3 separate regions of the Mus musculus genome follow, and regions 1 and 3 are each linked to region 2. Evidence: chromatin loops called from intact Hi-C (ENCODE). Cell type or tissue: heart. All regions are shown on one strand. Each heading gives the region's core, and the rest is flanking DNA. Links, peaks and the distances in the headings are about the cores only.

Region 1 (11,059 bases), core at 1,048-9,047, 61 kb before region 2:
CACATTTCACAGTGCACTTCTGCTTATGTGGGTTCTTGAGGTCAAACAGAGATTGTCAGGATTATGTGGTCACCTGAGCTAGCTCACCAGCCCCTCAGCTATTATTGACTTTCTAAAATAAGCATGTTTTCCTTTCGGATGTACCAGGCATGAACACACTCAACAACAAACAAACGATGCTCATCGTGTGAATAGCCTAATGTGTTTCTACCCACTCACTTACCCACTCATTTTATAGCTCACTAATGAAGTATATTTTAAGGAAATTGGAAAAACAAATGCTTGCTCCAGTAAGACGAGAGAGGGACACTACCACAAGAATTGCAAACCCAGGTCTCAGATTTCCCATGGCAACTGAATTCCAGATCTTCAAGACTTCCTTCTTTTTTATAATTGTGTGACATCACTCAACATCAGTTCACACTGTGTTTCAAAACTCTTGTCAGGAAATGGAAGATTCTTAAAAGAATCCAGCCACCTTTCTATGTCCGTGTTTATGATGCTAGCAGGTAGTGTAGTCACAATAGGCAAAAGGAAGATAGATATCTGTGTCTGTCAATGGATGCTCACCAAACCACTTGGGATACAGCCATGCAAGGAATATTACTCCTCACAAAAAGACACTTTGACATTTTCTACAACATGGATGAACTTTGGGGAAATTACACTAAGAAAAATACTTTGCTCAAGAGCAAAAATATTAAGTAGCACAAGGTGCCATGAGTAGTAAACTTTGCAGAGACAGAACGGAGTGGAGTTTTCCAGAGGCTGGGAGAGTTAATTTTAGTTCAGACTTTGGGATAGATGAAAACTGGTGATGGATGGGGCAAGAGTCACATAAAACTGTGGATGTGTATAATGATGTGGTATTCACAGTACCATAGAACTTAAACATAGTTAGAGGGAAGGCTTGAGAGATGATTGAACTATTCAAAGCCCTTGCTGCTCTTCCAGAGGACTGGAGGTAGGTTCCCATTACCCACATCAGGCAGCTCACAACTGTGTCACTACAGCTCCAGGGGATCCAACACCCGCTCCTGGCCACCAGCCCCACCCCACCCCTGCTCCCTCTACTCCATGCATATGCATATTCATACAGAGACAGATACATAAGCATAAACTAAATCTTAAAATAAAGAGAATCTATTTTATACTTAGTTCAGTACTATTTTCTTAAAATAGTATCTGGAAACCCTTTAGGATCTTTATAATAGTAGGGGTTCTCTAGAGTCACAGAACTTATAGAATATCTCTAATATATTAAAAGAATTTATTATAATGACTTACCTGTAGTCCAACTAACCCAACAATGGGAAGCTGTGAATGGGAAGTCCAAGAATCTAGCAGCTGTTCAGTCCCACCAGGCTAGTTGTTTCATCTGGTCTTCTGTATAAGCTGGAATCTTGAAGACGTAGGTTTCAACAGATGTGCTGGCAAGTAAGTACAAGCAGGAGAAGAAGAAACCCTTCTTCCATTGTCCTCATGTAGGCCTCCAGAAGAAGGTGTGGCCCAGGTTCAATGTATGTGTATCACCAAGCCTGGATCTGGAGCTTGCTTTGTCCCAGGTTGGCCTTGAAGTCAGAGATCTGCTTGCCTCAGTCTCCTGGGATTAAAGGCGTGCACTACCTTGTCTGGACCTAAGCTTTTCATGGCCTCAGTGCCTCAAGATCTCCATGTCAAGATCCGGGGCAGAAGCCTGTGTCTTCCAGTCTCAAGATCTGGACCACAGGTGTGCCTTGATTTCTGGATTGTAACTCATTCCAGATGTATTCATGTTGACAACCAGGAATAACCATCATGGTCTTCTTGTGTGCAAAAAACCATCCTTGCCTTCTTCTGAGGCAACCTCTCACTTTCCCACCTACCTACATTTTTACTGTATACATGTAAATCCCAAAATAGTAATGTTTTTTACATTTTTAATTTAAACAATGCAAGATGGTATTTACTCGTGTACCTGCTTTTGCACTTTTTTTTTTTTTTTTTTTTTTTTTTTTTTTTTTTTTTGTACTCAGGATCCCCATAGTCAAAATAGGCTAGAACCCAGAAGGACAAATGTTAAACCCTAAAGCTTTATGTCCACCCATGAGAGCATCATGGGCACAGTGTAGCAGGAGATGTGTGCTCAAGGCTTGGGGCAGTACTTCCTCCTGTTGTTCTGCTGATCATATTCTTTCAGTCTGACTTCACACACTCTGTGCAGTTTAATCCTGGTACCACAGCATGTTTCTGGTACCTCTACCATCCTAGAATCATCACCGTGTTTTTTCCTACAGAACCATGCACTAGAACAATACAGAACCCTAGAAGGGTTCTAACCCTGATGCCCTCTGTCTGTCCTCCCAAGCTTTCCTCTGAAATTTTGATGTAAGCTGCCATGAAAGAGTAACTTATCTTTTACCTACCTGTAAAACTAGCATCATCTAGATATCTTTGTCTACCCCAGGGCCTGTTCCCACTACAGCTGTGGTTGTGGAGGGCTTTGCTAATAAATCGTGGAGGAATGAGTCCTGAGATGATTATGGGCATATTAGGCATTCTGAGGCTCTTTCCTGAAACAATTCTTCATAGGTAAGCTCCAGACCCAAATATATCCATGTATGTGTCTATGATAAAAGGGGAAGCTGCAGAGACTTCTGAGATATTCTACTGGCCCCTTCCCTTTGTCCTCTTGCTAAGCATTTGACCTTCAATCCACACTGCTCTTGCCTTTTAGACCCTAGCGTTCTTATTCACTCCCGTGGTCTCGGGGGTAAAAGTCTTCCAAACCAATCCATGTTCCTTCTTGTACAAACAATCACTACAAAGGTGAGTTAAAGCATCTAGTGATACCCATGCCACAGCCTAAATGATCTGTGGTTTTCAAAAGATTTAGTCCAAATAAATTAATCTAATTTAAATAAAATTTTAAAAATCTTTATTTCAGCTATCCACAGAGTCATGGAAACAATGTATTCAGGTTTCTTGCTATGGTGTTACTAGGGTGGACCCTCAACTAACTGTCAATAAAATCTTCACCTCTGAGACTTCAACATGCTATTTACTGTCCACTTTACCAGAATCTGATCTTCCCATCCCCCAACCAGAATCATCTGTGCACTCTACATACAACATTCTCTTTTTACAAGCATGTTCCTCTAAACTACCCTACATCCCTTCCATTAACCAATCCCAAAGCTGCTTCTGCATCCCCGGGGAACAGCCTCAGCACCAATGTGCTTCCCTCATCAGCCTTGCACTGCAGCAAAAGTACTTTTCAGGAAGCTAACGTCATAGAAGGAATGGGTCTATGGGGGCTCATGGTTTTGAAGCTTGAAAGACAAAAATCAGATGACCACACTGACTTGTAGGAGCTTATGTAGAAGTAGACAGTTACGTCTCAAACTGGAGCAGAGAGACTGGGAGAGACTGGGCTCCCAGAATCTCAAGATACACAATCCATGACCTAATGCCCTCCAAAAGCAGTGGTTCTCAGCCTTCCTAATCCCGCAGCCCTCGTGTTGTGGTGACCCCCAACCATAAAATGATTTTGTTGCTACTTTATCACTAAGTTTGCTGCTGTTATGAGTTGTAATGTATCTGATACACAGATTATCTGATATGGGACCCCCAGAGGGCTAAGGACCCACAGATTGAGAACTTCTGACCTAAAGCTTCTACCCTCTCCCAGTATGGCACCCTTTAGACCTAGACTTTCCGTCACAATGGTGTAGTGAGAAACAACCACATCCAAACCATAATAAGGCACATGGGGTCTCAATACTTTCTTCTCAATGATTGCTTAAATCTGCTTTAAAATAAAAGTCAGCTGCCCTTAACAATGCTTCTGTTCTTAGCTTGCATTTGCTTGTTTCCAGTTTATAACTTCCTTTTCCTTACTCCCTTCTATGGATACAGCATATCCCCCTTTTGTTTGTAGATGCTAATACATGGCACTTAAAATTCTCTTCGGACTACGTGTTCTGTGCGCATCTATTTATTTGTAGTGACTGCACATGTCATCGTTTGTAGACAGTCCTTTCTGGTGATTGTTTTGGTTGCATTGTCTATAGTTTTGGCTCTCACAGTCATCTAAGTGGAAATGTCCCATGATTTCTCAGTCCTAAGATGTTCAATCTTCTAAGGCTGGGGTCTGTCCAGTTGCTTCTCACTGTGGTATTTAATTTGCCAGTCCAGACCAGGTTTTTTTTTTTTTTTTTAGACCAGGTTTTATTTAGGTACCTGCGCCTCTTATCGGAGCCAGAAGTTAGTTGGCTTCAGTCCCAGTTTTAGACGCCGCTTGATACAAGCTGTAGCCTCAGGCAGAATGATATAAATAAACTTCAGTGACCTTGCAAGGAGGAACCCAAGGGAATCTACACATAGCAGAAGCATCTTAGACACTGTGACATTAAGTGTCCTTCCAACTTGCCATCGCGTGATGGACAATCCTGTGCGGGTCTTTACCTGTTTAGTGCTGAGCATACTGCCACTATCCATGAACTACTTCCTCTCTTTGCTCCCTTACCCTCCACAGACCACTCAACCTCCATCTAAGGAATACAGGATATGGGGGCCTTTAAAGCAACCTTCAAACAAGGACTGGGGGCAATGGTTAACCACGCATTACTTTTACCTCCAGGTTTAAAATGCTCAAGCAAACTCCACTTTATTCTCCCAAAGCCTAGATTTGTATTCCTGCTTCTGATCATCTCTTCCAGATAATAGATGAGAGCTCACAGTAAGGGCATAAGAGTGCTCTTAGTGGTCTCTGTTTTGGGCCGGCTCTTGTTTAAAACATGGCCTGGCATCAGTGGAACCAAGCAAATGGCAGCAAGGAGAAGTGCTATACAACCCATGGTCATCTCTTTGGTCATAAAGAATAGAAGAATATTGAGAAAGGTACCTAGATCATCGCCACAGAGTCTGTGACCTCCTCGCTGAGGATTAGTTTGTATGACATACTCTTCTGAGAAAGAAACAAACACTTGCACGGGTCCTCTTCATATTCTTCTGTGACCTATTGAGTCTGGTAGAAAAAAAGGTGGTAAGTCTAGTCATTCAAGTTCCATGCAACAGCAACATGAAGTTATTTGATGTTAGCACGGGCAATAGTCACAATCAAGGCTATAGACAGCTACCACTTTAGTGGGGGTACTGGTGAGAGCATTGAAGCACTGTGGGAAATTGCATAAGAGGCTTTAATGAGCCTTCTGATTCGGAGTCACAAAGTCAGTTTCTCCTAGTACAGTCACAACCCTTGCCTTCATGAGGTCACATGAAAGTCAGCACTGAGTATACAAGAAATGTGTCTGCTAACCAAAGGTAGGTAGCATCACTAACGGAGATTTCTCAACCAAAAGGAATCTCTACCACACAAGGACAGAGATATGTGAGCTTCCAAACAGCTGTTTTGTGGTTCATGCTCCCAAAAATACAGGTTAACATAAAAGCAATGCAGAAACCCATTAGTCTCTGGTTTGGTTTATAGATAGTAAAGCTAAAACAGAGCCTATGTTCAGGATTTGGCACATAGTTTGCTAAGGTAGCAGTAGCTCACTCTGGACACCGGAGCCTCTTAGAGAAACCAGGCTTAGAAGAAACAAGGAATAGCTAGGGAGGAGAAATAGAGGCAGGGTTGCTCTTGCCTGGGCTACTCAGTGTACACTAGGATGTGTCATTGAGACAAAAGGACACTGGAAAGAAAAAGAAAAGGGAAGCATTCCTGACAGTAGGTAGTGATAGACAGACAGACTCCTGAGTATGCAGAGAGCTGTGAGAAAACAATCCCTATCAAATGCCCTGAAACCTTTCAACAACTCCACAGGCAGCTGCTGTTGGTAGTCCTATCCCACAGATTGTACAAAGAAGTCTCAAACCGGTCAGGTAACATTCCCAAGGCTGAAAAACTGCTTAATGTCAAATTTGGGCCAAAGAAATTTGTCTGTCAGACTTTCGGTCCTCATGCTCTGAACTAAAAGGCATCTGTGGATTCAGATGTTCCTCAGAGCACACAGGTCTCTCAAAAATCAAAATCCCAAAATGAAAATCAAAACAAATTAAGAATCATAAATAATACACAAATCACCAAAAAGACACAACAGAAAGTGTACAAATAAAACATGGGAGTTCAGTTCCTGTTGGCCAATTCCTCCTGGGCTTGTAGCCTGTCTAGGAATGGGGCTGATGTACACAGTGTTGAACTTCCCTTTACCAGCAGGTATCAACTGCAAATGGCTTCCTTTGTCTAATTTATTTTGTGTGTCGGGGAGGGGGGGGGTTTGTCTGCTTTAAGCTTGTGCTGGTTTTGTGCATGCTGTCCTAGCCTCTGAGTTTGCATGTGTGTCATCTCTGTTGTGTCTGGACATCATCCACCATCTCTGACTCTTAGAAGCTATTGAACCCCTCTTCTGCATAAATCTCTGAGCACCGAATGGCAGAGCTGATTAAGGCAGCCGGTTGCAGCTGAATGCTCCAAAGTTTCTCACTCTCTGCACCTTGTTGAGTTGTGGGTGTCTATGATAGCTACCAGATACTTCAAGAAGGGCTTTTCTGATGAGAGCTGAGCAATTTGTTGATCACTAGGTATAGTAATATCTCTTTAAGATTCATTTTACTGCCTATATTTTTTTAGCAAAATAAAGCAAGTTTTTCCTTAGGCCCCTGACCTATCTACTCTAAGGTTTTTGGTCAATTTAGCCATGTCAAGTATGGGTTTGATGTTACAGAATAGACCCTGAGTCTATTTATCACAGTGGCTGGTTATTCCTATACCCTTCGGTCATAATATCAGTATATCTTGCAGGTAAGTCACTGTTGTCAATCACAAGATTGGTATAGATGACTACTTTTCTCTGTGGGCAGTATACATAGTACTTTCCAGCACCATGAATGCTAGCCAGTAAGGGAGAAGCTTCCAATTTGGCACAAGCTCAATTTCGTCATGTTTGGTTACATAAGTACGTGCTGCCTTGTCCAATAGGACCATACTGTCAGACTGTGGAAGGTAACAAATAGCCTTCACAATAGCCTGCGATGTCTTGGGAGTGTCCACGGCCCTTTCTAGCCATGATTCCATAAGATGTGACCAATTCTTGGCACTGGGGTTTTACTTGGTGGCATGATATCTAGTTGGGGTACTGCCTTCCCCAACACATGATGACTCCATTTAAAGTTCATTCACATAATAGGAATCTTCTGCAGTTAGTGGGTTTCCATGTTGCTTTTCAAATAGCTTTTAATGCCGTGGTTCTCAACCTCTCTAATGCTGCAGACTTTTAATACAGATGATGGTGGTGTGGTGATCCCAACCATAAAATTATTTCATTACTACTTCAAAACTACAATTTTGCTACTGAGTCATGATATATGCAGGATGTCTGATATATGACCCCAAGGGTGTTGCAGCTCATGGGTTAAGAACTTTTGTTACCTGTCTCTCTTCACATTGTCTCCTTTACCATTGTCCTCCATGAAAATTCTCATTTTTCTTCTTCCCTCAGCCTCCTTCCCATCATCCCTTTGGGCCTCTTACTGATTCTCTTGTCCCAATTGCCCACCCCTACCCCCCTTTGCCATCATGTTGCATATAATCCATTACTTTCTCTTTCATTTTCTTCTTATCATTCCCCCTTTTCTAACACACCCGCACATGCAGATAGATACACAGCATGCCCTGCCCCCCACCCCACCCCCATGCATATGTACAGGAATTCTTCTGTCTGGAACCCTCAGCCTGCCAGTCACAACCTCACTCTCTAGTGCTTTGAGGCTCTTTCTTTCCGTTTGGGGGATCCTGTAGCAGAGGCTTTGAGAGGTGCAGAAACTCCTCTGGCTCCTGTTTTGTCAGTGGGTGATTTGTGCCCAGCTGTGCATACGTTGAGACTGCCAGTCACATCCTGCTGCATACTTACCAAGTTCCCAGGAGGTTAGTTGACAAGGCAGTGGCACAAATGGAGCCTTCTCATTCTGCTCACTTTCCTGGCCCTGTGGAGACTCAGCTTCTGGTTCCTACAGAACACTTCTGCCTCCTCCATTTCTGTTTCCTTTAAAAAAACCCACCAGGTCACCCGGGTCTGCTTCCCTGCATGTGTGCCTATGCATCCCTCACTATCCATACTTTACTTATGTGTGCCACCTGCAAGGGTCTCTGTAAGCTGTATCCCATTTTTTTGTGATTTTCTGCTACTCATTCCTACAAATGCTCTTTGCTTTTAAGAGCCCAGGAACTGCCTTGATGAATTTCTTTGATGGAGGCATGGTGTTCCTATTTGTTCATTAAATTTGTTTTTTTTTTATTTTTTTTTTATTTTTTATTTTTTGCAGTGGTGCTGATGGTTGCTAATTTTTTTAAAAATTTTTTTAATTAGGTATTTTCCTCATTTACATTTCCAATGCTATCCAAAAAGTCCCAAATACACTCCCCCGCCCCACTCCTCTACCCACCCACTCCCACTTCTTGGCCCTGGCGTTCCCCTGTACTGGGGCATATAAAGTTTGCAAGTCCAATGGGCCTCTCTTTCCAGTGATGGCCGACTAGGCCATCTTTTGATACATATGCAGCTAGAGTCAAGAGCTCTGGGGTACTGGTTAGTTCATAATGTTGTTCCACCTATAGGGTTGCAGACCCCTTTAGCTCCTTGGGTACTTTCTCTAGCTCCTACATTGGGGGCCCTGTGATCCATCCAATAGCTGACTGTGAGCATCCACTTCTGTGTTTGCTAGGCCCCAGCATTGTCTCACAAGAGACAGCTATATCTGGGTCCTTTCAGCAAAATCTTGTTAGTGGGTGCAATTTTATATGATGAAATGGACAGATCTCTCCTAGATTGGCTCTGGCTAAATACACCCCATACTTTGTTTTGTCTGGATTACTGTTGTATATTCTCCTGGGGGTGAGGTAGACTGGCACCCCCCAAAAACAACAACAACAGCAATAACAATAACAACAACAAAAAGAAAGGTAGGTTCTATGGTTTAGTAAGTTTAGGCTGCATTTTAGAATCTTCCAATCGACAAACAGCCTGCTTTTATATGCAACTTTTAAGTTGCATTGAAGTGAGGTTGCCAGGTTGTTATTGATCTTAGTATTATTTTTAATATGTATTACTGTAAAAAAAATTAGGGGCCGACTATGAGATGCTATTAATGTGGCTAAGGTTTTAGTGTACACTTTGGTAAGAATTCTAATTTTAAAAAAGTATGAAAGTGTGATCACTTAACTAAAGGCTGACATGGTACTGTAAACCTGTTTAAAAGACAAATAAACCTTATTACTTATGCATAGGAAGTTGTTTTATATGTAGCCTGACACCATCTAATCAGTTCTGGTATTTATCAACAGCGTTAATGCAGACCTTCAAGTTAAAGGGCACAGCCTCACTTAAGACCATAATTCTCAGTTAGGCACCAGCTAAAAGTGAGTTATCTCAACCACTTGCACTTCAGGTAAATTGATTAAAATTTACCTGCAACTTTTCTAGTCCAATCATTTCTAGAATGTGTTCTAGAATTCAGAAAAATGCAATATTTATTACAGGGGTCGGTGGTGTTATGATTCATCTCTGGAAAAACCAAAGAAGCTCTCAAAGTGATTTCTAGGAAAGTCGTCGGTACCTTTACCCCAAGGAGTCAGGATGTGACCTTTTCCTGAGCCTTGACATATTTGTTAGTTGGAAAACTGCAACAAGCCTCAAGCTTCAATGTCCAGCATTTTCATCAGGGGTTCATTGAGTATATATGATTGAGTAAGTCATTAAAAAACTTACCTTACGCTCCAGCCACTCCCAGGGTTCAGACTGGCTTAGAATCTCAGTCTTCTAATCATGTGGCTGAGGTCTCTTTGGTGATCAGGCCTCATTCTGGAGCTGTCAAGGAGGTGACTTTGAGTTCGCTCATTGCTATGTGGCTCAAGGGACATGCAGAAAACTACATGAGGTCTGTGCCTTGGAATACAGACAAAATTAGGCGGATTCTCTGGTATCCAGCAGCATTGCTTCGGTTAACATCACTTAGGACCCACAAACAGATTTATGGCTCAGGTTCTGATCGCTATGCAGCTGTTGATACTGATACCTTATAGGAGAAAAAAGACATCTGCAATCTCCTCATTGGGCTAATAGTTAATTTTAGCTCCTGCCTAAGGGCAGGGTGACTTCTACTCAAGCTTTAACTGATGGGGAAGAGGCAATAATATAAATTTCTTTAGTTGGAAATTCCTTGGTGCTGGGGAGACAGTTTCAGTTAGTGAAGGGCTTGCTATGAGAGCAAAAGAACCTGACTCCAGATCCCCAGAACCCACAGAAAAGGCCAAGCACAGTTGTATAATCCCATAGCCTCAGCACTGGGCATGTGCAGACAGATGCCAGGAGCTCACTGGCCAGCCAGACTAGCAGAATAACTGAGATCCAGGCTCAGAGAGAGGCCCTATCTCAAAGAGCCCCAGGAAGTCCATCATTGAACGTTGGCATATGTGCACACACACTTAAATAATTAAGTAATGTTGGGAGCTTGGCATTTTCCTCAAATTCAGTGCAATAACTTCTGGTGTTCTATATATGAGATAGTGTTATCTATTTTGGAATGTACTGTGTCATGCTAACCACAAAGACTTCAAGACCTTGTTTATGTTAGCATTTCTATTATTAATAAAATTTGATTTTATTTATACCCACTTTAACACCATTGATTCTTTGCATTTGTTTATTTTTGAGAAGCTAATAGCAGACTCTAATTCATGTCTTTGTTTCTGTATTTGTAGGGCAGGGAATGGAACCCAGGGCTTCCTGTACTCTGAAAGCATTACGGTTCTACTGCTGAGCCACAACCTAGAGTTCTCATCTGTAACTGGCAATTCCACCATCCTTACCAAATCTCACTTAAAAGCATCTTCCAGCTCTTTATACAACCCCTTTTCTTTAGGGGCTCATAGCACTATTTAAACCAAAATTATGATGCTTGGAGTAGGAGAAATGAAACAAAAAAAGGTATGTTGCTCCAAAAGTTTGTAAACAACCCACATATACAATACAATACTCAGCATCTAAACTGCTTTGTAAGAAAAGATGTTGATCAGGGACTG
Region 2 (11,059 bases), core at 2,045-10,044:
CCCGAACAAAACAGAACAAGAAAACTCAAAAGCCCCAAGAAGGCTCAGCCGTAAGTTGAAGATTAATGGTCTCGACGGTGTCGCTGACAGGAGCCCAAATGGCAGTGGGAGACCTGGCTGCACACTGCGGATCTTGCCAACCCATCTCCCTGTCGCTTGCAGAATGAACTGACATCACCCTTGGAGTCTCAGATTCACTCTGTAGGGGGGAGGGCTGGCAGAGTCCCGAAATGACATGCCACAGGAAACTGGGTCACTTTTTTTCTTTTTAATTAATTTTGTATAGTGTTGGTCTTTGTCAACACCTGCTTTCTCTGTAATTTGATTGTGATGGTGAGCAAGGAAATATATGCCTACACATACACACATACATAGTCTGGGTTTTCACACATTGGGCTGGTCTTCCTGAGTGGGAGAAGGAAAAAGATCATCTTGGAAACTCTTGACATTGCCACACCAAGGAACACTGGTAGAACCAGGGCACCAGCTGAGCAAGCAAATTGGTTCAGCTCTGGGTTGCCTTAGAGAAAGTTCTTCCCTGGGAGTTATAAGTAACTGACCCACATGGAGTGAAAGAGAGAGAGAGAGAGAGAGAGAGAGAGAGAGAGAGAGAGAGAGAGAGAGAGAGAGAGAGAGAAAGAAGAAGAAGAAGAAGAAGAAGAAGAAGAAGAAGAAGAAGAAGAAGAAGAAGAAGAAGACGACAACGACCTAGGCGTTATACACTTGAAAGTGGTATTTTAAATGAGGTAAGCCTTTCTGGAATTTGTGAAATGTCTGTCCTACGCACTGGCGTTCTAAACCATGAAACAAGGCAAAAGAGACTGATGGTCATTCTGTTACAAAACAGGGTCAGCCTGAGGAAGTTCAGAAGCGAGAACAGCCAGGGGAAAGTATGATGTCTGGAGTCTCTGCGCACTCATACCATAGAACTAGCCCAGCTGACTAACCTTAGGTCGCATTGCTGGTGCTATTTGACTTGAAAGAATAAATAATAGGGATAGCACCAATGAGGTGATGGGGTAAGCCCTGTGACTTTGCACTCAACTGCCTGTGAAATTCATTGCCTAATACTGCCAGCGCTGTCACTGCAACCGCCAGAGAACCACCCCCTGCGTTGCTATCTGTCCCCCTAACCCTGCAACGTGTCCTCTGATGACTTCAGTGAGATTCAGTGTCCACACAGGTTAAATAGGAGGAAGGAAGCCGGCTCTCAATTGGTCAGCATCGAATGGCAGGGCATTTGGAAAGTTTGTTAATATGGAGCCTGCATCGAACTTGCAGAAGTCCGAATTTATTTCCATCACGTTGCAGAGCTGGGGAAATAAGGCAGAGTGACCACAGGGGCCATCCTTATAAAATCACCACCCAGGCCCTCCTGGTCTGTTGCCTCCTCCCGCTCAGGACTGCTGATGTGAGTTCATGGCAAAAGGCCCAGTGACAACAGCCCCTCCTCCCCCGGCGTGCTCTGGCAGGCTAGGCTTTGGCAAAAGGCCCACCCTCCCCATAAACCCACCTCTATTGTTTCATCAGAGGAGTTTTGATCCCCCGCTAAATAAAAAGCAGCACCCAAGTCTAACTTTCCTCTGCACCAGAACTGGCTCCTCCTACTGGGAACTCAGTCACACCAGCCGGGGCCCGGGGAGGTTGGCAGGATGACTCAGCAGTAAAAAGCGGTGGGGGCGGGGGAACCTCACTACTCAGAGCCCGCCCACCCTCCAGCCAGCTGTAGCCAGAAAAGGAAGCTGCGTGAGGCAAACCAGGTCCCCGGTGCACAGTGTCCTTTGTCTGCAAAGCCTTCTGACTGGAGCTGCCTGTGGTGACACTGCAGCTGGTAGGGTAGGCTAGGCTGAACTAGGACGGTTAGAAGGCTCCTCCCCACACCCCAGAATCCAGCATGGTCCCACATTCTGTAGCCCTGGCAGCATACCACAGACCCAGTATCAAGTTCTCTGTACATGTTAATGCACCGTACCTCAGACGGTAATTGTCTATTAGTCACCTTTCCAGTTCTGTGACAAACTATATGACAAAAATCAGCTTAAAGAAGATTTTGTGGGGGTTCAGAGTTTAAACTAAAATCTGTCATTGTGGGGAAGAAATGGAGCCAGGGTCACAAAGCAGCAGTCGTAATGAAGTCAAGAAGCAGACAGCTAATGTGGGTACTTAAGGTTTTCTCCTTTTTCTCGGAGCAGGACTTCAGAGGATGGCATGGTGCGACTCACATTCAGGGTAGGTCTTTCTTCCTCAGATAAATCTCTGGACTCATCCTTCGAGGTACACACATACACACACACACACACACGCACGCACGCACGCACGCACGCACGCACGCGCGCGCGCCATCTGGGGGTGATTCTAAATCCAGACAAGTTGACAAAGGCGATTGGCCAAAGCTTTGTCATTCTGAAGATGGAAGGTACTCATGTATACAGAAGGCAAATACCTTGTCCATAGGGAGCTATTCATTGTGGGGTAGAGGGAGCCTTAACCCAGGCCTAAGCAGGTAGACACAGCAGCAGGTTTTTCCCACCAGCTATAGGTCTATAGGTCTATAGCATCAGCTATAGCAAGATGTACTTGGTAACAATGATTGTTGCTCAGCAACCATTTCTTTGTTTTTGTTTCCCTTTGGCACTGGGGCCTCTCACAGTCCTCTCTTGCTATCTTCTGCCCATGCTGGCCACCCTTCTCCACTTTCTTTTCCAAGCCTATCATAGTGCTATATGGTATGCTTGCTCTTCTGCAGCAGTGACCCAATGCCAAATGACATAACCCACCATAAGACACTTCTGCTGCCATCACAGAATGGCAGTTTGAAATGATATTTTCTCAAGGACATAATTTACCAACATCACTTGGATACAAGGGAGTTGAATAACAACAACAATAATAATGTTTCTGTGTCTTAACTATATAAATCACCTCATTTCATCTTTCTTCCATACTTGTCCATCCCCTGAATTCTTAGTAGCATTGGTGATAGCATGATCTTTAGCTTTCAGTAAAGAGTTGGGCATTTGGGACAGCTCTGCTCTTAAAACCAATTTACCTTACCCTATATTGCCATTTGAGTAGTAAGATAAGGACTGAAACAGAGGCTCAGGATAATAGAATAGTATCAAGGGGAAAGTGTTCAACTGAATGAATTGCTGACTTCCTTTGTTTTTGATATAGGACAAGTCAAATCCCTGATTCATCATCTGGGGAGTCCCCTGGAATTGAAGCCCAAACATAAAGTCACTCATGTTTTCTACTTTTCCTTCATGTTTTTCTTCACACCTCTCCCTTCCTTTGGGTTAGTAAACTGTGTGGATTGGCTGGAGTTCTTCTGAGTCCCATGGGTAACTCTTGGCAGCAACAAACAACTCTGTATAATTTAAAGACTTGCCATCTCTGTCCTTTTCAACATAACTAATATCTTCAATTGTCATCCGCAAAATGATCTAAATATATTCATTTTTACTCCTTACTTAATTTGAATGATTCCATTCTTCCAAACTTATTGAGTATACGAGACAGAAAATAGCCAGTTCCTGAGTATTGCTCCCTGAGCTATCCATTTGATAAGTCTTACCTCCCTGAGTTCAGCTGCACAGCTGTCAGAAGAGCCAACTCCTGCCGAAGAGAAATTAAATGATCTTTCCAAAATCACCAAGCTAAGAGTGGCGGGATTGATAGACCCTGGAATCAACCTGCAGGTAGAATCCTCTGCATCTTTCTACTTAGTATCCCATAAGCCCCACACATTCATCCAGGTCAAACTCCAACTCACCTCCATGCCTCTCTCTGTGAACACCAGTACCACCTGCTGGCCTGCTGAGCCAGCTTCTCTTCTTGCCTGCGTCCCAGGTCTTCTATCTCTTTCATTCTATTCTGAGTCAGGTTGTTGTTTCTTCCACACCCTTTCCTTTCTTCTCAGTCCACTGCAACATCTATTCCAAGGCATCATAATGTCCTGCTGAACTACAGCAATTATCTCTCAACTGGTTCCCCTGCCTCAGCCCTTCATTTTATGCTTAGCACTTGATTACTCTTCCAAGAGCTTGACTACGAGCATCACCTTCTCTATGCTGAGTCTCCAAGAGCACCTCATTTGATAAAGTCTATCTCTTCTCCCGCCCTGCAGTGTCAATGCTGTCCTCATGACTTCTCCGTTAGATTAATAATGCCCTGACCAATTGGTAGAGAAGTCAGTTTTCTTATCTTTCTACAGATTCTTTGTTCTACACCTTTTCCCTCAGAGATCCCTCTGAGTGAATGGTCATTATTTCCCACATCTCCCTCAAGCTCAGGGATGGCCTACCCTTTCTTCAAGAGGATAATAAGCTCGCTCCCTGGAGCCTGCCCCACAGACCTGTCCAGATTATTAGCACTTTCTGAGCCCTGTAAGACTGTCTAGACCACAATCTGGGGCTATGCCAAGAACGCCTTAGTCATTATTCCTATGAAGATATCTGTCTCTGCCACCAGCTTAGTACATTCTGAGGGGCTTACACTGCCTCCAAACAGGCATCATGATCATGTACACCTCAGTGTCGTTACCACAAAATAGAACAGATGACGGCCTCTTCTTCCTTCCTGTATGAATCTTTTTCTTTCTCGGAACCTGTTGATTCAAGGTCTAGGCTAGGTTTAAAGTGACTGACTATCAGAACATCAAGGTTGGAATTCTTAAGTTTCTAGAAACTTTCTCAGCAGCATTCCAGGGCAAAGGAAAGGGGGCAAAGACCTCGAAGGCAAAGATGCTTTACCTTCTAGGTCCTGTTATCTTATTCAGAAACATCTCTCTTGAGTCTATTCTACAAGTTTGGGCTTCTGGTCACACTTTTGTTTCTGTACATTGTTATTCATGACTTTAAAACACATGAAAATTACTGGAGCTGATTGATTCCATTGTGTCCTGGAGCTTTTCCACATTTTAATCTGTTGCAAGCGATGAAGGGTAATAATGATTCACTCGTATTAAGTGTTTTTGCCTTGTGCTTGGCACTGTGCTAGCTACAGGTACTAATGACACACAATTGGGATGTCCTGAATGAAACCTAAATGTGGGATGAGTTTATTTATAACCCAGACAACACTGTGCCCTGCATTCTCAAAGGACAATGGTTAGTATCTGGAACAATTTCCATTTCTGTACCCTTTGATAGAAAGAAGACAATGAAAGTGATTGTGGTCTTTTTCATAACTGTTTGGTGAAGGTGGCACAGCAAACTAGCTGACTTTCACCTCATCTGTAATCTTGAACAAGGATATCATCTGAGACACCCCTGATTGAGTAGCTGCTCTTATCACTGTGGCTATGCTGTCAGTTAGCTGGCTGAAAGGTGGGCTTTATGGAAACCTTACTAAAGCTAACCATCCTGGGCTTTAGCATCCTTGGCAACCCTACTTCTCTAACCAACAGACCATAGCATGACTCAGAACTTGGCATTGAATTGAGCCCAAAAAAGCCTTCTTTCAGGCAGCCCACATCCTAAGACACAAGACAAGTGTCTCTAGCCAGGAGATGTCCTATACACAACTGCACAAATTCTAACTTCATGGGTACTGAAAAATACCAGAGTATTTTAAAGTGTGTGTGTGTGTGTGTATGCGTACGTATGTGTCTGGTGTGTGCATGTATGTGAACTAGGTGACAATTTCCACAAGAGAAGGTATCTCAGAATCTCTCCAGACAATGGTTCTAAAATAAGCAAGATTAGTCATGGTCAAACCATTTGCTTTTGAACCTAAACCAGATACTAAATTGTGCTACAAAAATCTGTAAATTCCTGGTATTCAGGACTGCCAAGATGTCTGAGAGAAGATGGTCCAAGCCTCAACAGGGCTCATCACAATCACCCCTCGGCTGACAAAGGCGCTCTGTATGCTGGGCCCTGATTAGGAACAAGCTTAGGATTTAGCACAATCTGTTCTGTGAGGCCAATTTTCCAGGAGCTGTGACATAATTGCGCTCAGAAGTTGTGAGCTTGATTTCGAAACTCTTGATATTGTCATGGAAATGATCGTTGTATTTTATTGCAATCAATTTTTTCTTTAGACTAAAGCAGAGAAGTTGAGTAAGAGGGGGAAATTAGTCCTTTAATAAAGGAAGAAAACAGATACTTAATAGCGTGTTTCAAAAGTTGAATACAGTAAATTACAAAGCTGGAGAAAATAAGACATACCATTTTCCTGTTCCTTCTTATTCCCCCTGCTTCTAGCTCATCCTTTCAACGCCTCCTCTGCCCATTCACAAATGGCCCCTGCTTCCTGCCTTTTGTTGTTTTACCTCCCTGATGTGGGAGTGGTGTGATAATGAAATCTCTCAGGCCAGTCCCTGCAGATAGATAATACCTCTTTGTTGGCTGGTGTTTTACCTTTATTCTGAGGCTCTCCATGGCTTAAAATAAGGCTCTACCAAATGTGTATGGTAGATGTCATTCAACTTCTATTTTTTTATGGGTTAAAAACCTGAAAGAAATGACAGCCTAGTGGAAGGGCCGTGCATGGCTTTTGCTTTATTCATTTTCAAAGTCAAACTAGAGAGGTTGTTATTACATACATATACTTAAAAATACAAGAAAAGTGGGGGTTCTCTGATCGTTTCCCAAGAATGTACAATGATTGGAAGAAAGAAAAGAAAGGAGATGGGGAGGAAGAAAGGAAGGAAAGGATGAGAGACTGTAAAAAAATCAAAACAAACCAACCAACTAACCAACCAAACAAACAAACACAAATCTACCCTAAATGCATCCTGTGGTATAAATATGTCCTTTTTCCCTGCCAACCTCTGGAGTTTGCAAAGGACTTTAGACAAGTACACGTGGCCCCATCTTCTGGCAGACTTATGCAATAGCGGTACCTATCTGATGATCTTCAAGGGTGGTTTCTTCATTTTTCTTTTTCTTTTAAATGTACTGTTCAAGGTTTGTCTTTTCTTTGGATTTTCATCCTAAGAACTTTATTGCTCTCTAGATGCTTCCGTTTCTCAAAGGAGGAATAAGAGACACAAATTGGATGGGAATCCAGAAGCTTCATGTCCTCTTGTCAGCACATGTGTATCTGTGTAGGCAGCCCATGCATCTGCAGCTGCCTTCTTCATAAAGAAAGAAGTAAGCTCTCCCTCGTAGGTTAGGTGATTGGAAGAGATGCCATGGAACTGAATGGTCAATGAAGATGATTTATCAGCTGGTGTTGGACAGCCTCCTCTCCATGACCCCCCCCCCGCCCCCCCCCCCCCCACACACAAATGAGTGACTCAGCTCAAACTTGGCTGGAATGCCAGCATCCATTGGCCTAAGCTGTTGATCTTGGGGCAATTAATTGTTATCCAAACGGGAGGTCCAAAGAGTCAAGATTCAATGGGAGTTGCAATTTGGGCCAAGAATTCTGCAGGCCTTGTTGTGTTAGTGAGGATGGAGATCAGAGAAATGGCGATAAGAGAATGATGGTCTAATGTGTTCTTTTCTTGGAGGTAAAAAGTAAACAGAATTCTGAGAAGCAAATTGGTGGATTTCTTATTCTCAGGGGCTCACAAGGGGCTGTCTAACCTCTAGCTGCTGCAGTATGATGAGTCTAGACCTTGCAAGGTCATTTAAGAGGAGGTGGATCAGAATGGAGAGCTGAACAAAAAGTCCCATCTCTCTCCTTCATCAATTCCAGAAGAGTTTTCCCACATACCATGGAAACTGAGCAGTGTGTGTGTGTGTGTGTGTGTGTGTGTGTGTGTGTGTGTGTGTGTGAAAGCAGTCTCATTATAAAACTTGAAACAGGATGGCAGAACAGGATATTAACTACCCACACAACCTATAAAACCAAAGGCATGGATCTCTTTGTTCTGAAGCCACATAAGCATCTCAATTTCATTTAAAAGTGCAGAGTAAGGAAAAGGAAAAGCTTATGTGTGGCACCCTGCAGAAACCATGACCATGCCTTAGATCACATGGAGCTAGTTCGAATCTCTACTATCTCAGTCATCCAGCTTGTTCATAATTTGGAATGTTGGTGAGGATCAACCATAATGTAACTGTGGTATTAGTGATGATACCTAGGGTAAAACCTAATGTGTCTTGTGACTTTACAATATGCCAGGTTAAGTATGAAGCCTTGTATACGAATTGTATTTAATTCCCAAATGAAGTTGTGAATCAGATTTACATATTGTCTGTGTTTTAGAGATAAGAGAGAAATGGGCAAAGACAAGGACACACTACAGTCCTGGAGTAACTTTGTCAGATGACCATTTTTACAAAGCACTTGTTATGCTAGGCTGTATTTGAGGAAGCAGAGACAAAAGCAGTGAACAGAATACATACAGAGTCCTGCAGCTGTAGAGCCTACACCAGGCAGATGACAAACAAATAAGTCATGACAGAGACCGAGTTGTGTTCTAACAAAATGCCAGCATGAAAGTCATAGCCCATGGTGTGAGTGCACCTGGAGACGGAACTTCTGAAAGTTAGTTATGAAAGCTTCTGCCACATTGCCTAAAAGAAAGAACTAGGGAGCGTAATTGCTTATGTGGGCTCCTGTTTTCAGATGGTTCAGATCTTGGTGGCCTATCGTTTGGGTAGAACAACATGGCCATAGGAACATGTTCATTGTATAATTTTCATACTAGCATCAGACAAAGAGGGATTCAGGGAAGAACCATGGTAAGATATAGTTCCTAAAGAAATGTTCCCTTGGGGGCTGGAGAGATGGCTCAGTGGTTAAGAGCACTGACTGCTCTTCCAGAGGTTCTGAGTTCAATTCCCAGCAACCATAGGGTGTCTCAAGAAATCCCCCTGTAACCAGGTCCTCCAATTACTTCCCACCAATTACTTTACACCATTTCCCAATAATACCATCTTATTGCTAATCTCTTAATATTGGATTGGAGTCCCCATGACCTAGTCATGCTTGGAAAATTCCTCACAGATACACCCAGAGGTGAGCTTTACTAGTCTCCTAAGCATTTCTCACTCCAATCAGGCTGACATTTAAGATTAATTATCACAGCTTAAATGAGGTCATAGGCATGGCCTTAATCCCCAGCTGATAAGGGATGGTGACCTTACAGGAGGAGAAATTCCTTTGAGACACAGTCAAAGGGAAGGTCAAATGAGCCACAAGATGGTGGCAGTGCACATGCCAGGACAACAGTATTTCTCAGTATTCCAGAACTAGGTGATCATGATCTGAAACTTCTGACATCCAAAAACACAAGGGATGAGTTTCTATTGTTTATGTCACTCAGTCTGCGGAATTTTGTTACAACCAGAGCTGAGCCATACACAGTGAATGTCCTCTACTGACAAGTGCTATAGATACTGCTTTAATGTTGCAGTGCTAGGGATGGCCATCTCTCTATACATGGGTGACATATCTCTTTTAGGGAAGAAATAGAAAACAGGTAGGTACTTGAAGAAGAGAGCATTGCAGGGATATTATACATCTCTAAACAACAGGAAGAGAGCTGGCATGACTAGAATAGAATGGATGATGGTGAAGTAGCAAAAGATAAAATGAGCCTATGCTGGAGCCACGCCTATTAAGTGGTCCTACCAGGGAGGACTATATTTGAATACTTTCATTTAGCTTGTTCAATCCTACCTATACCTTTATAGGTATTGACTTTATTTAATCTCTCATTTAAAGAGTTTCGCTCACATACAGTATAGTGTTGAGTTTGGCTTTTAAATCAACTTGAAATATTACTCTTTTAATAAGTATAAAAAATCTATTCATACAATTGACATGGGTGATGTTCTTGAGGTCAATTTTGTCTTATTGTTTTACATTGTGTATATACTATACATAATTAAAATGCATTTGTATTATATTGATCATAGTTTCATCTCAGTGAGCAATGTCTTTTTCTGAAAAATTGGGGAAATGTTTATAGCATAGTAGTTCTGCTAGCATTAATTATTTTACTATTTCTCTAATTTTCTGTTTTCTTACTGAACTTTTCTTTATGGCATATTTGAAAGACATTTCTATATTGACTCTGGAGAGACCTGGTTTATTATGCTTTGTGAGGGGCAGGGGTGTCTCATGAAATAAAGCACTTGCAACACAAGGGTGAGGGCTGGATTCCGATCCCCAACATTCACAGGATTGCTTGGCAGGCATCTTGGCCTGCCTGTAATCTCAGCTCACTGGAGGAAGTTGCATGAGATCCCTGGAGCAGACTTGCTAGCTAGACTAGCTGAATCTGTGAGGTCTGGGTTCAAGGAAGAGACCTTCCCTCAGGGGGTGTGGGGGGGTACAGTAAAGAGTAATCAACAAAATGTGTTCTCTGATATGCAGCTGGAGGTGGTTTGATCAAATTTCCTGTCTTGGTGGCTGTCTTGTCCTTGACTCTTTGGCTTTTAGAACAAGCTGTTCTTGGGGGCTACTTTTGTCTGTGTCCATTGACAATTCTGGCTGTGGGCTTCTCTGTTACCCAGTTAGGGGCATGTGAGACAACAGGAAAGCCTACTGTGCCATCTGTTGGGCCATGAGTTTCTGATCTGCATCATCTTCTTGCCTCTATTCTTTGGAGTCTAATAACTGTTCTCTACATGATGTTCACACTTCCGGCTTAATGTAGGTAACAACATAGAAAAGTCTATCTCCTTTATCCTTCCTGAAGTAGAAGCTTCTCCCAGAATTTTCTTCTCTCCCTTAAGAATATATATAGATGTAGCACACATATATTACTTTAAGGGTCACATTGCTAATGTTTTCCCAGGGATGCCTTTGTCATCACAAGCTCATTCTCTGACATCGAATGTCACTCTATTTCTGCCCTGCTTTCTATGTTGTTCTTATGATGTGTGGTGATAATTTAATTGCTCATCCCAAGCTAGTCTACCTTTTTCCTGGAGGACCCGAAGACAGATTCTTTTGCTCTGAACTCTGTTTATTTCACTAGTCCATATCTCCATGTCACCAATGCCAAGTCAAGTATTCTTAGTTCCTTCCAGACCCCATCACACTTAAATTCAACCTTATTTTTTACTTCTGGAGCTTTTGAATATTGGAGTTGTTATCAGTTGTTAACTTGACATAATCTATATAGCACAAAACATGGCGTCCCTATGAGGGA
Region 3 (11,059 bases), core at 1,002-9,001, 310 kb before region 2:
ACATTTTCTTTATCTGTCCGTTTTTTAAAATTACCATTTGAACTTGCCCTCATAATTTGCTTCCAAATAAGAACTATGCCTTATTCATCATGGAATCCCTGCTCCTGATATGATGACTGGTTTGGACTATGGGTTGAACCCTATAGAAGATGCATATGAAAGGAATAATGCCACTGTGGATGGCTGTCACCAGGAGATAAAAAGAAACAAGAACAGAATCTTATATTAAATCTTCAAAGGAAGCCTAACTTTGCCAATACCTTGATTTCAGATACCTAATTTTCAGAAAGTATATCTCTGTTTTCTTTGTCACCTAGGTTTTGGAGTGTGTGTGTGTGTGTGTGTGTGTGTGTGTGTGTGTGTGTGTATGTGTTAGAAATCAGCCCTAGAAAATATCTATTCGTAGAATCTTGATAACATTTTTTTAATTTGATCTCAAACAAATCATACTGGCAAATTGCTGAAATTTACAGGTAGCCTCTTCATTTGCTGAGTGATAACGATGAATCTGTTGAACAAATTCTGTAAATTCCTTAAGTTTGTTTTTCTACTTACAAAACAAGGGGGAAAGAGGCATCTATGAGAAAGATTTCCATGAGCTAATACATCTAGTAGGCTTACCATAGTACTTGTCCCATAGTAACCCTCAGCTAGTGGTTACAGATGTGCTCTCTCCAGAATTATACAGTCTCTACCTGGTGATCCTTCTCTGTGTTTGGTGGGATAGAGAATAGGTAACATCTAGAACAGTTCTTTCCGGTAAACAGAAACTGTGATTTCACCTTTTAAAGGGACATGCTTTTAGCCTACTCTAAAGTAGAGTTTCTATATAATCCATGCTTTGTGTACCTCATCTGTATCCCCATGTAACCCACAGTGCCACCTGCATGTATTTAGTACACACTTCAATAGGTGATACCTCTTGGCTTCAGTGTATTTTGGGGCTAAGGAATATGCTCACTGCTCCTGGGACAAACTGCACAGGTTAGAGGCTAACTAGGGAGAGCCAGCAGGGGCACAGAAGCAACCCTCTTAGACCCTGCAGGTAGAGACCTGCCGTAAGCTTTAGCAATCTATAGAACAAATCTGCAGAGGCAAATATTCAACATCTCCCTACTTGCCCCAAACAGAGACCTTCTAGGTCATGAGTCATCAAATGATGACCAAAATGCAGCCAGACACATGATTTTATAAAGTTTTGCTGAAGCAGTCACACTCACTAATTTGCATGTTTCTCATTACTATATTTATGCTATAAAGTCGGAGATGGGTAACTAATTACAAAAGCCACGGGGCCTACAGGTCCAAAATATTTACTAGATGGCCCTTTGTCAAAGACCCCCCCACACCCCATATCTCATATCACTATTGATTTCCCTTCTCTGACTCACTTCCCTATTTCATTACTCCACTCCTTACCCCAGCCCACCACTGACTAGGTAAGATACCAGCAACCATTCTGTCCTCTTAACTCTTAGAGGAACCTCAACTAAGATCTTGCTAGTATCTTCCTGAATTCAATAGCCAACACAATGCCCAGCAGAAACGGGCTTTCAAATATTTCTTTTACAAGTTCACACACAGAAACTTGAAAGTGGATGCTTAGTCACCAAAATACAAGACCTTGTTAAACACAGAGACATCTCTAAAAAGAATGCCAAGAACTGGTAAATGAATGGATAGAGCTTCGAAGCATTATTGGAGCCCTTCTCTGCCCAGTTACACCCCTGGCTTAGGAAATCCCAGTATCACAACATTATGAATTCAGTTTCCCTGCAGGCATGCTCTGTGATGGGACATAGACTCTAAGACTAGGTATGCAGTCCCAACACCTGAATCTGATGCTTAAGACAGATGCTTCAGTAAACTCCTAATCAAAGCCAAAGTGATGATCAGAGACAGGAGGAATTCGGTAGGCCTGGAACTTGTCCTGCATCTACTTCCCTGTGTCTGGAACTGGCATCTCCCTTTAGTCCCTCAGCAGTTCTGCAAAATAGGGAAAAACAGCTTGAATTTATTGCCTCAGGATACATGGGAAGATGGGTCCTGCAGACCAGGTATAATCTTTCTCTAAGTGTACACTTTCCATTTGGTTAAATATAAAAATGTCAGTGTGCACTGCATTCGGACTAGCTGTGTGTCTAAGAGACAATGTCTCATTAAAGTCATGCTACAGTTTTTACACGAGAAGGCAGCTCATTTCTAAGGCTATAACAAAGCCATGACACAGTCCCACAAGGCAGCTTGTGGTCCTTATGCTGAGTCATTGATTTAGGAGAAACGTTGGTGTTTGGTGCATCCTTGTCCCAGAAATATCCATCACTTTGTCTTCATAAAACCTCTGTAAGACAAGCCATTCTTCCTTTGCATGGGTGATTAATGCAGGGAACCTGACAAGCCTTTCTAATGTATGCAATTAGCAATAAACATGGTCAAGAGTCAAATTCAGAGATCTGAAGAGCACTCTTCCAGAGGCAGAGGAGGTTCGATTCCCAACACTCACATGACAGCTGGCAGCCCTCTGTAACTTTAGTCCCAGGGAATCTGACACCCTCTTCTGGCTTTTAAGAGAAAAATACTATCCCACATAAAGTCAAATTAAATAAATTTCAAAAAAAATTAAGATTAAAACTCAGAAAATTCACTGAACATGGTGACTGGCACAAGCTTTAATCTCAGCACTTGAGAGGCAGAGGCAGGCAGATCTCTGAGTTTGCGGTCACCCAGGTCTACAGAGTGAGTTCCAGGTCATCCAGGGCTACAAAGAGAAACCTTTTCTCAAAATCAATCAAACAAAAACAACAGCAGCAGCAAACAGCAAACTCTGTCAGTTTGCTGACAAAGGCAGGCCTTCCTAACTCAGACTGACCGCTTTCTAACCTAAATTTCAAACCAGGTCTCCAGACTCCAGACTGTGTTTAATCTTCTCTCAGAGAGGATGCTAGCCAGGAAGAGCAGCCTAGTACCTTCCATGATCCCAGTGAGGATGAAAATTTGCAACTCAGAGTATGGAGAAAGATGAGGAAGGGATCAGAGGATCCAGGAATAGCCTTCCAAAAACACTGGGCAAATGGCAAAGGGCAAAGGGCCTGCATCCTGTGTGATAGCCATATGAAGGAATGCCCCAGTATGGTCCCATCCTGGCACAGAAGCATGCATGATTAGAACTATGGCTTCTAGAAGATTAGAACCATGCCTTCTGCATTTCACTATTTTGCTTACCAAGCTCAGTAACTGTCTACAGAGTCAATGAATAAAGAGCTTTGCTACTCCAGGTCTTTTTTTTTTTTTAAGGGTATTAGGAAAGTGAAAGGAGGGTGAGAAAACAAAACCCATGGGAGCTTGAGTGTGTCCAAAGTGCATTCAGGAGATTAATGAAATAGAAAAAAAGTGTGAAAGAGCTAAGACATAAATCTTGACTGGCAGAGAAAATACAAAGAGCAGAGCGGTCTGCAATATTTGAAGGGGGAACATAAGAACGGGAAGAATCATTTCTTGCCAGTTTTTAACATGGTTGGTGCAGAGACACGAGATCTGGATAGGCAATCTGGGACGGGGACTTTGGAGTTCCTAGACTCCAGACTCGGCTTTCAGTGATCTGGAATTAACTCCCTGCCTCTTCCACACTAACTCCACAAGTGCAAAGAGCCCTGATCATCCTAGGCAGGCTATCTGGCCAGTGAAGCTCACTATCTTGTAAGGAAGAGAGAGTCAAAAATAGCCAGGCAGCACAGTGGTGCATTTCACAATGGGAGGTGCAGCAGGACTTCGGTGGTTGACATGGCTTAGGAAACAGGAAGTCTCCCCTGGACAGGGGATGGTCAACTGAAATAGGAGAATGAGGAAATACCTGCCATTTCAGACAAGGAGAGCAGGCTCCAGGAAGAGGGAAAACTATGAGAGAGCGGAAGGCAGTCAGAACATGAGCGGGTATCCAGAAAACTAGGAGGGGATTGGTATATAAGAGCATCTGACAATTCAGAGACACTCAGTCCAGAGCCAGCAAGAACTGTCACATATTGGTAGGCCATCTTCAGAGCAGCGGGGAGCTTCCAGCACTTCAGCAGGATCAGACTTGTCTAATACTATGTCTCAGAGAGTAGATTTAGTAGTAAAAAAAAAAAAAAAAAAAAAAGGAAGCCATCATAGCCTCTGAAAAGAATGCATAAAGCTGTCCTAGGGGACTGGCACATGAGCTGAGTGTGTCCCAGCTCTGCCACAGCCTCACCACGCTGCTGCTCAATGACTCATGGTTTATTCTTAGTGTGTCTGTGTAGAAATGACAAGACGTTCCTGCCAAGCAAAATGCTAACTGGACAATGTGTTGTCAGAGAAGCACTTGGGACCACATTCAGGAAATTTCTTAGACAATCACAAGCAACTCTGTCTTATTTTTCTTTTTCCAAAGTTCTCCAGAGAGGATGACTTTGGGCCTTTCTGATCAATCTGAATGAATGGCATAGTCAAGGACTCATGGTATCTGCAAATGAAGTTTTTCTTTTAATACCAAACCAAGCATTATAAAGGTTCTACCAGCCAACCAAATTTTCTGTTTTCCATCTCTCCTTGAACATAAACTACTCCATGTCTCTTATTGACCATAGCCTTCCCCTTCATTCTCTAGCACCACCAAGTACAGCCAATGCATTTCCTTGGCTACATGGTACTAGCATTCATCCATGAGGCACCCTGACCCAACTAAGCCTGACTATAGATGGAACTCTCTTGCATGACCCTCTCATGTCCCAGCCAACCTAGGACTTCATGGCCTAGAAAAGTTGTGCAATTTGGTGTTGGCCTTCAGTGGGCCAGGGATGGGCACCAGATGAACACTGCGTGCCTGCTCTCTGGACAGACACTCACCCAAGTTCTCTACCCAATGTTCTATAGCCTGTGGCTTGATCTGTTGACATCATTTGCCAAGTAAGTGCATGGCCACAAGTCTAACTGGTAAGTCAAGCCACCATGATCAAAGCTTACATAACCCTGGCGAGGATCCCTGCTCTGTGTCCTATTTCCTCATCTGTTGTGTGGTGTTAATAATGGTATCTGCTTTGTGAGTTGTTTGTAGGGGTCAAATGAAACAGTTTGAGAAGCAGTTAATGAATATTTACTACCGCTACTGTGGTAATGATGGTGATAGGGATAGGGGCTACAAAGTTGGAAGGATTCTTTTACTACTTTGCAATAAAACTTAATGAGTGGTAAAGTGAGCCCAGACTTTGCCATGTTTCTCTAATGTATCTACTTGTGACCTCTACTTTCTAAAGCTGGGGTAGTAAAGGCAAATCTCTACAAGACTGTGGTTTGTGGCAAGTCTTTTCTACCCTGTGGGGAGCCTGGGATAGTAGAGCAGAAAGAGTGAATCTGGTCTCCCCTCTTGATGTTAAGGTAAGGACACCCTGGGGAAGCAGTTCCCAGCATGAGGTCGTAGAGCTAAGGCTGGAAGAGTTAGGTCTACACTGCAGGAGTCTTGATAATTGGTTCTGTCTGTACTGTGTAATGAGGCTACAATAAAGGGACACACACACACACATGCAAAAAAAAAAAATCAGCCTTTTCTGAGGATTGGAGCTTTCAATTCATGATGCCACATCACTTTTAGAGAACTAGAGGGAGTGGTGACATTATCCTTACTTTACAAGTGTGAATATATCATTTCCTGATGCAAAGAATGAGTATTCCAGGCTAGAGAATGGAGGTTTCATTTATTTCATGTATTTTAAGATGTAGGGACACTGAAACCTGATCAAGCTTTGTTGTGTCGTAACCTATTGCAGGCACTGCATGGCAAGGTAATGTCAGAGTCTTATATTATAACAAAGCTATCCCTATAATAACACGAGTCCATGTCACTCAGAACATAACACTTGAGCCAGTCACTTCCAAGTGCCCTCTCTTCTTAAATAGCATTAAAAGATATTAGTGAGGTTTTAGTTCTCAATGTATGAAATTTTCAGAACAAGGGATACCCATGCAGGAATCTTCCAGTGGTGGGTGTGTGTGGGAAGGTTGTGGGGAGGGTGTCTATATCTGTTTGTCTGTGTGTGTGTGTGTGTGTGTGTGTGTGTGTGTGTGTGTGTGTGTGTGTGTGTGAGAGAGAGAGAGAGAGAGAGAGAGAGAGAGAGAGAGAGAGAAGGTGAGAGAGAATCTTTCGTTTATAGAGTGAGTCCTGTATTTCAACCATAGAGGTCTAAGATTAAAATCCAGCTCCCTTCCCCTGCCAAGAACTCCAGGGTTTTGTTTTTTGTTTTTTGTTTTTTTGTTGTTGTTGTTGTTTTTTTTTGTTTTTTGTTTTTTGTTTTTTGTTTTTCCCTTCACCCACATTCATCTCTGGTGTTCCTGGGTCTTTGGCTATGTTCCAGTACCCTGTGGTGTGACCAGATGACTCGCCTGGTCTTTCTGGGCCCTTCCCTGAGCTTTTGAAACTAGCTGAGAGGACTTCAATCCTGGCAGGCAACAGACTGCTAAGACCAGTTGGTGCAACACAGTAGATTAAGAGAAGAAAGCTTGATTTTTTTTTATCTTGCCCTCTGGCCAGGACATTGAGATCAGCAAAATAACTGCCAGGCAGGTCACCGCATCACTGCCATTCCAGCTAGCAACATCTAAGAGTCCAGTTCCCATTCTAAATCCAAAGGGTGGCAGCAAATCTGATAGGAAAGCAGGAGCCCAGCAGGTCACTTCGATTTCGGAGTTGGCACACACATGCGGCCAGCACTATCCTCTTTGCTTTTGGTTCCCTTTCTGTCCATCTTTTATCAAGCTGTGGTCTCTGAAATGAGCGGCTGCCCAGGGTCTCAAACACTGGCTTCTGCAAAAGACAGGAAAAGATGAGTCTCCTCGCTGTCAGTGGAGACCACAGTGCAGTTGGCATGATGAAATTCTTCAGAGCTACCCATCAACCCTGCTGCTGACAGCTACCTATGGGCCAGTCTTTGCATTTTTATTGCAAGGTACACCTCTTCTTCGGGCAGCAGGAGCACACCCCTTGGTCCTGGGTACCAGGATCTTTTTCTTTGGTGTCACGGCCATTACCACTGCAACTGAGGCACTTGGGTCTGGAAAATAGTGAAACCTCTATGATTTCATTCCATCAAATGCTTTGAGCATCTCTCCTGTGTCCTTTCTTTAGTACCCTGGGGCCTGGGGAGAAGAGATGTCTGTATGAGTATGTATCTGCAGAAGGAAAAGGAAGACAAGTGAGAGCTGGCAGAAAGATAGCCTCATTCATACTTGTCAACAGAGAAATACAAAGGGCAAGCCAAGTTATAACCTGCTACTAGGACCCAAGAGCCTAGTGATGGAGTGATGGAAGCAAATCTAGGCCAGTTTATAAATACTTTTATTGGTGCCAGGCATGATGCACACACTTCTAGTCCCCACATTTCAGGAGGCAAAGGCAAGAGTGGTCATATATTGTGGGCTATATACTGAAACCTTAAAACATCAAAAACAAAAGTTTGTTTGGAACACATCAAATACAATGATACCATTTGGGTTGTGCATTTTATCTAATAGAACTATGAAAGCATATGCCACCACAGCATACAGTGTTTACTCTCACTCTAGTGGCAGAGAAATGTTTTGAATGGCCCAGTTCCTACATTGGAGGTCCTTTTCGTTGCTTTACATATTTCCTCCCATTTATTCATCTCAGCATGAATAGTAACAACCCCATGAGTATTGATTCTGGTTTTCATTTAAAAATTTGTAGAAACAATGTCACTACTTTTCTGTCACATAGAAGTGTCTAGATGTGACCCAAAGACACTTCACTTGTTGTATTCCCAAAACGCTGGGAGTTGGGTCTAACCCTTGAGTGTAGGCTTCATTGAGTTGGAGGCTAAGGGAGAGACAGTAGTAGGAAGGCATGGCCCAGATGAAGGCAGAGGGCAGGAGTGAATGCATCCATGCTCTTGGCTGTCTAGAAATGTCAAACTTTGAGAGACAGAGGAACAAGTTTATTGATGGGAGCAAAAAACCAAAGCAATGACTATCCACTTGCAGATCACATAACAACAAAGACCTCTCTGCTAGTAAACCCTGAGGCTTTGCTGAGTCTAGGTGTTTCAGGGCTTGACAAGCAAGTCTCATGACCTGGGCCCAGTGTTTTCTGAGGGCTGATGGTCACAGTCTCCAGGAGCAGTGACTAAAACCAATAGTTCCTTCACACTGGAGTGAAGTCAAACCAGCCACAGAGCTGATGTTTGTTTTAACAACACATTCACATGTGACCATAGTTTCTGTTTAACCAGGTGCAGAGAAAGGACACAGCACTGGAAACCAGCCCACCTGACATCCTGTTTATCACTGGTTCCACGTGTGACCTTGGATAAGTCACTTAAATGTTTTAACTCCTATCTCTGGCTGTGTGGGGCTTTGGACAAATCAGTACAAACTTCTTAATTTACATAAGAAAAATCAGCACAGAAATCATTAAGAACCCCAAAGACCACAAATAACCTTAATTTTTAGTTAGAAATAATCCTGTATAGTTAAGAATCAGGAGAGCATTGTTTGAATGTGTGAAAACTTAAGTATCTGTAGGTGGAATCGATCTTAATGTTTACCAGGTTTTCACTTAATGCTAGAGCGTAGTTGTGAAGAAAGCAGGCATCACAACAGTACAGAATGGCAAATATCAGAGCAGGAAATAGCTTAGAGCTTTCCAACCTTGTCATTCCTGGGCTAACCAACTTGGGTCTATAGCCTGATCTTGCAATTAAGTGTTCATGCACCTTAGCCGATGACAGCTTTCTTTTCTTTTCTTCTCTTTTCTTTTCTTTTCTTTTCTTTTCTTTTCTTTTCTTTTCTTTTCCTTTCCTTTCTTTTCTTTTCTTTTCTTTTCTTTCCTTTTTTCCAATTTTCTATTAGATATTTTCTTCATTTACATTTCAAATGCTATCCCAAAAGTTCCTTATACCCTCCCCATGCCCTACTCCCCTACCCACCCACTCCCACTTCTTGGCTCTGGTGTTCCCCTGTACTGGGGCATACAAAGTTTGCAAGACCAAGGGGCCTCTCTTCCCAATGCTGGATGACTAGGCCATCTTCTGCTAACCATGCAGCTAGAGACAGGAGCTCTAGGGGTACTGGTTAGTTCATATTGTTGTTCCACCTCTAGGGTTGCAGACCCCTTCAGCTCCTTGGGTACTTTCTCTAGCTCCTCCATTGGGGGCCTTGTGTTCCATCCAATAGATGAATGTGAGACTCCACTTCTGTATTTGCCAGGTACTGGCATAGCCTCACAAGAGACAGCTATATCAGGGTTCTTTCCACAAAATCTTGCTGGCGAATGCAATAGTGTCTGCATTTGGTGGTTGATTATGGGATGGATACAGAAAATATCTGAGAGACCAGGGTACAGCATTCTGCACGCATTCTCCATATTAGTGCTCCTTATGTACTCTCCACATTTCTGTCTCTGGACTCTTTGTCTCTCTTGGTCTTTTGAGGGTCACTGCAGCTCCTTACACAATGAAGTACTACTCAGCTATTAAAAACAATGAATTAATGAAATTCTTAGGCAAATGGATGTATCTGGAAGATATCATCCTGAGTGAGGTAACCCAATCACAAAAGAACTCACTTGATATGCACTCACTGATAAGTGGATATTAGCCCAGAAACTTAGAATACCCAAGATACAATTTGCAATACACAAGAAAATCAAGAAGAAGGAAGACCAACACGTGGATACTTTACTCCTCCTTAGAATAAGAAACAAAATACCCAAAGTATTGGAGCTGAGATGAAAGGATGGACCATCCAGAGTCTTCCCCACCCAGGGATCCATCCAATGACAGCTTTTCTGTGTCTGATGCCCTCATCTGTAAAACCATCCGGTGAGGCTAGAGGGGAGAGCACCGATAAATACTATTCTTACGATATTAAGTCTATAGGCACCAGTGAACCTTCTTCTCATTCATGTGTACATGAGGATAATAATAGAACTATCTCCAGGTGTTCTTAGGATGACAACATGGATTAATATACTCAAAGTGCTTAACGTAATTCTTGAACTATAGCGATCGTCCCGTGGGATTGCCTAATTGTACTTTACTTTGCTCACTCCCATACGGAATGCCTTGATGCTCACTCTGCGAATCCATGTCGGTTGCATAAATATGAAGGTGACTAATGTATGATTCTCACACTTAGAATGTTTAGCCTCTAAGGGGAGCATCAGATAAGGGAAACACAACACACAACACCATTAAATGGTGTGAGAGGAAGGAGCTGCAGTGACCCTCAAAAGACCAAGAGAGACAAAGAGTCCAGAGACAGAAATGTGGAGAGTACATAAGGAGCACTAATATGGAGAATGCGTGCAGAATGCTGTACCCTGGTCTCTCAGATTTTCAAGGTTTACTCAGGGAGTGAGACTGGAACAAAGAAACATAAAGAATAGAAACCAAAGACAGTGGGCTTAGTAAGTCAGTTGGTGTTGGTAGATTAGACTGCCTGCACGAATCCCTGTTTTTCAACCACTACATTTCTAGAAAAGAAAAGAGGAGAGGAGAGGGGAGGGGAGGGGAGGGGAGGGGAGGGGAGGGGAGGGGAGGGGAGGGGAGGGGAGAAAAAAATATAACAAGAATCAAGTGAATAAAGTCGTAAGCACAGTGTGAGCAGATACAGGTTGGAGCCATGCCAAGCCATTGGGCACTGACTAGAGAAGACATTGTTCTCATTTACGAGACAGAAAATGAGGACACTCTCAGCACTTTTATGCCTTGAAATAAATGTATTTCAAAGACTTACCAACCTGTCATGGTTGTGACCACATCTCCTTCCCTTCCTGATATTTGGGCTTTTTATTGTCCCCCAATCGATTTGCTAATGTTAAAAAAAAACATAATAATAATAACTATGAGTCACTGTGGATCTGCCCTGTGTGATAAAAACAGAAAGAAGAAATGGATGGGGGGAGGAGGAGGGAGGAGAAGGTGGTCTCAGTGAGTTCCAAATATGTTCTTGGTTTTCATTTCCACTTGAAATTTCTGTTTTGGAAAATACATATATTAAAGTTAGAACAACTGTGCTTCAGAGAGGCTCC

The links. A loop is a pair of places that touch in the nucleus more often than their neighbours do. Peaks named below come from ENCODE experiments on the same cell type or tissue, not always from the same donor. Only the 100,000 strongest peaks of a DNase experiment are listed, where the experiment ranks them.
Region 1: a loop joins it to region 2, with 2.3 times the contacts of the local background. A loop is called at or near these places in 9 of 42 quality-filtered maps.
Region 3: it touches region 2 in a loop (4-fold over the local background); 2 of 42 quality-filtered maps call a loop at or near these places.

The regions. Positions count from the first base shown.
Region 1 is chr5:43,293,371-43,304,429 of GRCm38, forward strand. No RefSeq gene overlaps it. Among named protein-coding and RNA genes, the nearest start is that of Gm43699, 55 kb to the right of the region's middle. In heart, for the core only: no CTCF peak of the experiment used is centred there; no DNase peak of the experiment used is centred there; H3K27ac peaks cover 1,237 bases.
Region 2 is chr5:43,353,685-43,364,743 of GRCm38, forward strand. Gm43699 (a long non-coding RNA gene) reads left to right here and starts at 645. Exons shown (of 2, transcript XR_003955908.1): 1 at 645-746. In heart, for the core only: CTCF peaks have their summits at 3,812 (motif pointing left) and 6,830 (motif pointing left); no DNase peak of the experiment used is centred there; H3K4me3 peaks cover 305 bases; H3K27ac peaks cover 961 bases.
Region 3 is chr5:43,044,649-43,055,707 of GRCm38, forward strand. No RefSeq gene overlaps it. Among named protein-coding and RNA genes, the nearest start is that of Gm43700, 12 kb to the left of the region's middle. In heart, for the core only: no CTCF peak of the experiment used is centred there; DNase peaks (open chromatin) are centred at 3,733 and 4,243; H3K27ac peaks cover 505 bases.